2 separate regions of the Homo sapiens genome follow, and region 1 is linked to region 2. A link is a contact called in ENCODE Hi-C or POLR2A ChIA-PET data. All regions are on one chromosome and are shown on one strand. The core of a region is the stretch at or near the end of the contact, and the rest is flanking DNA. Distances in the headings are between cores, read along the strand shown. Region 1 overlaps NOS1AP (nitric oxide synthase 1 adaptor protein). Region 2 holds the start of NUF2 (NUF2 component of NDC80 kinetochore complex).

Region 1 (3,201 bases), core at 30-2,529, 970 kb before region 2:
TAGTTTCTTCAAGGTTTAAGATGTCCAACAGAGCACTGAGTCTCTGCAAGGAGATCAAGCATGGGCTGGATATGTTAAATAATATAAAGGGAGGCAGCAAGGGCTCTCCCCTGCTCGTGTAGGTGAGGAGAGGACCTGTGGGGTGATGGAAATTGTGTTAGGGACATATAAAGAAAGAGAAAGACAGAGATGGCTCATGGGCCTATATGGCAGAATTCTCTCTTCCTCCAGGTAGGTCGGCCTTTGCTCTATTAAGACCTTCAACTTTGCCGGGCGCAGTGGCTCATGCCTGTAATCCCAGCACTTTGGGAGGCCAAGGCGGGCAGATCACCTGAGGTCGGGAGTTCAAGACCAGCCTGACCAACATGAAGAAACCCCATCTCTACTAAAAATACAAAAAATTAGCTGGGTGTGGTGGCGCATGCCTGTAATCCCAGCTACTGGGGAGGCTGAGGTAGGAGAATTGCTTGAACCCGGGAGGTGGAGGTTGTGGTGAGCCGAGATCGCACCATTACACTCCAGCCTGGGCAACAAGAGCGAAACTCCAACTCCAAAAAAGGGGAAAAAAAAAAAAAGACCTTCAACTGATTGGATGAGGTCTTCCCACCTTATGGGGGAGTAATCGGCTTGGCTCAGAGTCTACTGATTTAAATGTTAATCTCACTTAAAAAAATACCTTCACAGCAACATCTAGAATAATGTTTGACCAAATACCTTGGTATGGTAGTGGCCTAGCCCAGTTGACACATAAAATTAACAACCACAGAAATGAAGAGACAGAATGGCATGATGGAGAGAGAGTTGGAGCCATGGGCTAGAGGAGCCACTGAGGGTTTGGGTTCCAGCACTGGAACCACTGGGACTTGAATCCTGACTCTACCACCTTTCAGCTGGCTAATCCTTGGCAAATTTCATGCTCTCTCTGGAGCTTCGTTTTCTCATCTCTCTGGTATTGTGAGAGAATGTATGTAAAGCAGCATAATGCCTAGCATATAATATGCTCTCCGTAAGTACCCACTGTTTATCGAGTTTTCTAATGTTATAAGTACCCACTGTTTATTAAGTTTTCCAATGCAGACTCCAGAATACATGACCTCATCTGTACAGTGAGGGAGCTAGACAAGGCCTCTCCAGTACTGATTTTATGACGGGTCCAAGTGAAATGATTAACTGGACGCCCTCTGGTTATTGTGTAGTGCCGAGGCCATGAAGCTAAACCATACTTTGAGTCTGAGCATTTGGAATTAGCATTTGGTTCTGGGATTGGAAATGTTTTCTTATCAAGGAAGGCTGTTTACTGCCTAGCCCATTAGTCACTTCCTTTTTACAGCCCCACACACGTTTTCACTGTCTATAAACTGCTAGGAATGTGTTTCTTCTTACTGTAAATGCTTCTCCCAGAGCATTTTTGACTCTACTAAGATTGTTGCCTAATGGCACACCTTGAGCGCCCAGAGTTGAACTGTTGGCTGTTGTTTTTTTTACGAGAATCTCACCTTCATGTTTGGGAGCTTTTCATTTAGTGCAATGTTTATCTTTCCAGTGGAGCTGCCCCACCTGACACGTCAGCAGGCCCTCCGTTGTGCAGAAAAAACATGTTTACTCTGAGGAGCTGGAAAGTGCTGTCTTGTCATGTCTTTTCATCGTTTTCAGCAGTGCTTTCAATGATGTTGCTCACTTTCATTGTGTGCCTCTTCCCTCTCTCCCTCTTTGTGCCTGTCTTTCTTTCTTCCCTGTTCTTACTACTGTTCCCTCCCTGGGGGAGTTTTGTCTTTTGTATCATTTGGCAGCAGCTGCCCTTGGCCATCCCTGGGACTCCAAGCCAGGTGGAGCCACTGCCCCTGTGGCACTTGCCCTGTTGTGCCCTATACTGCTTCTCTGACTCCTTCTGGAGAGGGTTTCCTGGGTGAGACCCTGTTCCCCTGGAGGTGACCCTCCTCCCCCAGCTGCAGACAGTCCAACATGGGAAAGGGCTTGGAGCCTTTTGGCAAAATAGACCTTTTTTGAAAATAAAACTTTTTTTATTTAATGTGAGAAAAGCACCTAACATCTACTCTCTTAGCAAAGATTGTGAATATGATATTATTAACTAGAATCCTCGTGTCGTACATTAGAGTTCTGGCCTTATTCATCCTACATACCTGCAACTTTGTATCCTTTGACCTACATCTCTCCCTTCCCCGCAATTCCTGGTAACTACCTCTTAGTTATGATGATAAATCAGTTAATACAGGTTGAGCATCCTTAATCTGAAAATCCAAAATCTGAAATGCTCCAAGATCGGTAACTTTTTGAGCACCGACATGACACCGCAAGTGGAAAATTCCACTCTTGATACCTTTGCTTTCTGATGGTTTCATGTACACAAATGTTGTTTCATGCACAAAATTATGTAAAATTACCTTTGGCTATATAAGGTACACATGAAACATAAATGGATTTCATGTTTACACATGGGTCCCATCTCTAAGATATCTCATATATATGCAAATAGGCAACTCTAACATCTGAAACACCTGTAGTCCTAAGCATTTCAGATAGAGATACTCAGCCCATACACATAAAACTAGTGCAGTGCCTGAAGCATACTAAGTGCTGTTTAAGTTTAAGCTGTTATTGTTGCAGTTTCAAGGCAAAAAGTGGCCATTTCAAGCACTTTGAGACTGAGCTTGTAACTCCTTGCTCATTTGACTGTACCAATCTGGCTAAACCCCAATTCTACATTAACTCAGGAGTATTTTTTCATTTTTGCCCTATGACACTGAACAGCACTGGAGAAAACTGCCACCCACAGACCGATTACACATTTGTGATCCCCAAGCTCAGCCAGGGCTACTTCACCATTCAGCAGCCCTGCTTGTCCCCCCCTTCTGTCTCAGTGGACAGTGACCTTCTCCTGTCACCTGCCTCTGCATTCCACCTCCATCTCGCCTCCTCTGGAACTTTGAGCAACTGGTTATCTCATGCTCCTGAATCTTCACCCAAATTATCTGCTATTGCTGACTTGCCCTTCCTCGCCCAACTGCAGATAGATAAGGTCGGGTCTTTCTTATCTTAAAAGCTGAGCAAAATTAAGCCTTCCTTGTCCCTATGTCTCCCCCCGACCTACGACCTTACCTCTCTCCTTTCCTTGGTAGCCAGGCTTCTTGCACAGCTTGTCTGTACTCACTGTCTATTTTCTTATTTTCTCCCAGTCTTTCT
Region 2 (3,115 bases), core at 607-3,106:
TTGCTCTTTTCTTCCTTTGCCTCATTTTTCTCTTTCTCCATGGTCCATTCTAATCTTGGCTTTCACATAAATCGCTTGGTTTTTTTTCTAGATTCTCAACGACAATTTAGACATTTGTTGAGCACTTGCCACTTGCAAGGTATTTTCCTAGGGACCATGTATAAATAATAATAGTCAAAATAACAGCTAATACTTTTCAAGTACTCACAATTTTGCCAGGCACTTAATTAAGCACTCTACAGGAACTAATTCACTTAATCTTCATGATACCGTATAAAGCAGATAGAACTGTCACCCTATTTTAAAGATGCAGAAACGAGCTCAGTTAGGTTAAATAGCTCGCCTAAGTCCACCTAGGTAGTAAATGGTGTGATCAGGGATTTCAATCCAACTCCCTTTGACCGTAGAGATGTGCTCTCAGTCACTACGCTATGGTTCCCTTCCCTGCCTCTAAGGACATATAATTTGGTGGAAATTATGCATGTATCAGTAATCAATTTGATTTGGCAAGTGTCAATGAGACAGGTCTCTTTTTTCTGCTTTCCTCACTGACTCTAATATTTTTTTAAAATCTATTTTCTTAATGTCCTTTTGGGTCTTACTAGATTCCGACTTTGAGACTTACATCAGTAAATAGACATTGAAAGGAAAGACAAAAGCCCTGAACTAATGATATGAAATGTATTTTTATTTAGAATTGGTATAGACTTCACTATCAATAGGTTTAGTTCTTCAGGACAGGACAAAGCAGCGGAATTTGTGTCTACATTCAATACAACCTTTCTAGCACTTTTTTCACATAATTCAGTTCAGGTTCCCCATCCAACACACGACTGTCACCAGATGATGCTCTACTCTGTGACCAGATACAAGTCCTATTACGTCTTCTCCTGTCCCAAACCTCAATAAAACTTAATGGCTTTCTCCCCTGACAACCAGGCCTGCCATGGCTTCCTAACTTGTGTTAAATGCAGTGTTTCCACTCTTGCCAAAACAAACAAACAAAATACCATGTAAAAAAATACAGATTTCAGGGCCCCTTATCTGAAGAATGCAACTCACTCAGGAATGTGCAAATTTGGGGAACAGTTCAGAGGTGAAAAGCACTGATCGAAGAGGGAGAAGCTAAAATCAGGAGACCTGGTTTCTACTTTACAGTCCCACTTACTGTATAACTTCTAACAAATCACTTCTCTCTGAGTCCAGTTTTCATATCGGTGAAAGCGAGAGGATTTGACCAGATGAACTGTTATGTTCCTTCCACCTCTTGAAGTCGTGCTTATGAGCACAGAGTCAGAGGATGTGTGTTCATATCCCAGCTATGCTACTTGTGAACTACTGTGCGCAGAGAACTGCATTCTCTGATTCAGAGCCCTCACCTGAGGGGATGATAGTATCTCTCCACTATCCCTTTTCTCCCCTTTAATGAAGTCTAAATGAGATGATGCTTATAAGCATCTAACAAAACCCGGCACATAATCAATGTTCAACAAGTTATTATTACTCTGGAATTCTATAAATTACCTCTGTACTTCCTCCCTTGTCACCCTGAACTTAGTGAAGTTTCCTTCACTTGGTTTTGCTCTTCAACTCGGACCCCGAAAACGCTCTAAACGCTGGCGGAAGTCACGCAGAGATGGGCTAGACGCTCAACCCCGGTCTCTTCCCCGAAACCGCGGTGCTCCCACTTCCTGCAGTCCGAGGTTCCGACTCGACGCCAGCTCCGCGAGCAATGGTTCCGCCCTGCGCCCTGCCCCTTCCATGACAACTCCAGTCCCACCTGCCTGGCGTCTCTTGAGCCCAACCGGCATCCGTCGCGGTTGGACGTGGGCTTGGCGGAATGGGGCGGGACTTCCAGTAGGAGGCGGCAAGTTTGAAAAGTGATGACGGTTGACGTTTGCTGATTTTTGACTTTGCTTGTAGCTGCTCCCCGAACTCGCCGTCTTCCTGTCGGCGGCCGGCACTGTAGGTGAGCGCGAGAGGACGGAGGAAGGAAGCCTGCAGACAGACGCCTTCTCCATCCCAAGGCGCGGGCAGGTGCCGGGACGCTGGGCCTGGCGGTGTTTTCGTCGTGCTCAGCGGTGGGAGGAGGCGGAAGAAACCAGAGCCTGGGAGGTGAGGGGCGGGCCCGTCGTTACTTTTTATTTGATGTTAGTCCCAGAAACAACCAGAGCTCAGTTCCTACTAAACTAACGGGTGTTTTCTGGTGCAGCATAGACCGAAGAAGACGAGCTTGAGCTGAAATTGTTCAAGTTAGGCATACATTTATGTGTGATTTTTGGAAAGGCGGTGGTAATGTGGTTTATTTGGCTGCAGATGCTTGTCAGCTTTTTACACATCTCCGTTGCCAAACGTTTCTTAACCAAATCCAAAACCATGAATGAAAAGGTAAAAATATCACACCTAATCCAAAATTCAAAGGAAAAGAGCAGCGCATATATAGCACTACGCATGCATAACGCCATCATTGTTCCTTTTAAAAGTTCAAGGAACGTTTTACTTAATTCATTGAAGTTGGGAGCCATTTCTGTTTATTTTTGTTTAATCTCTGCCTCGTGGAACTGTGATGTCCACAAATAGTTTATTTTAACAAAACGAAGTGTGTAAAATTTAACAGAGTACTTTTAGTACCTACTCACTCTGCTCAGCATCGTGGTGCTGCAAATAAATGAGAAACCAGATGAGTAATTATAGGTTAATCTTTGCTACTCGTTAGACAGAGTATTACTGCATATATATTAAGTCATTTATATACTTTATCCCACCTAGGAGCTCAAACTATGTAGTTGGAAAGTGTCTTCATCTCTCGTTAATGAATAAATTGTAACTGAAATTGTACTTCGAAAGAATGATAGAATTTGGATATTGGAGGAGGTTCCAAAAGGAAATACTGGAAGTTTGGGAAAGTTAGGAGACTAACTTGGAGCAGAAATTTCATTCAATTATTAAAGGGTTTAGAAGCCTAGCAGAAAAATTTGAATTTGATGTGGTGGGTAAGGTGAGTAATTGAAGTATTTTCATACAAATATTATATGATGCGTTAAGTGTTTTTATAAGGATTAATCTGATAGCAGAGTGCCAAACATTAGAGAAGAGAGGAACAAGTGATAATAAT

What was found. Hi-C counts contacts between places; a loop is a spot of excess contacts on that map. ChIA-PET counts read pairs that join two places held with the same protein, here RNA polymerase II (POLR2A). Pooled maps may share reads with other maps.
Region 1: a loop to region 2 is called in a pooled map, with 5 times the contacts of the local background. The contact joins the enhancer-like site here to the promoter of NUF2 in region 2. A Hi-C loop is called at or near these places in 2 of 168 maps with a recorded cell type or tissue (natural killer cell and prostate gland), 1 of 37 single-sample maps with no recorded cell type and 6 of 50 pooled maps. POLR2A ChIA-PET finds 5 or more read pairs at or near these places in 1 of 52 experiments (CD8-positive, alpha-beta T cell).

Annotation. Positions count from the first base shown.
Region 1 is chr1:162,348,637-162,351,837 of GRCh38, forward strand. All of the region lies in intron 6 of NOS1AP (nitric oxide synthase 1 adaptor protein), which reads left to right. Among named protein-coding and RNA genes, the nearest start is that of MIR556, 7.7 kb to the left of the region's middle. Within about 2 kb of position 1,280, at least 9 of the 41 ENCODE cell types and tissues checked have a DNase peak (open chromatin) inside an H3K27ac peak, as active enhancers do.
Region 2 is chr1:163,320,098-163,323,212 of GRCh38, forward strand. NUF2 (NUF2 component of NDC80 kinetochore complex) reads left to right here and starts at 1,857. Exons shown (of 14, transcript NM_145697.3): 1 at 1,857-2,115. LOC127814295 (a long non-coding RNA gene) reads right to left here and starts at 1,638. Exons shown (of 5, transcript NR_182654.1): 1 at 1,525-1,638. It also overlaps a transcript of RGS5 not described here. RefSeq lists enhancers at 1,597-1,806, 1,847-2,076.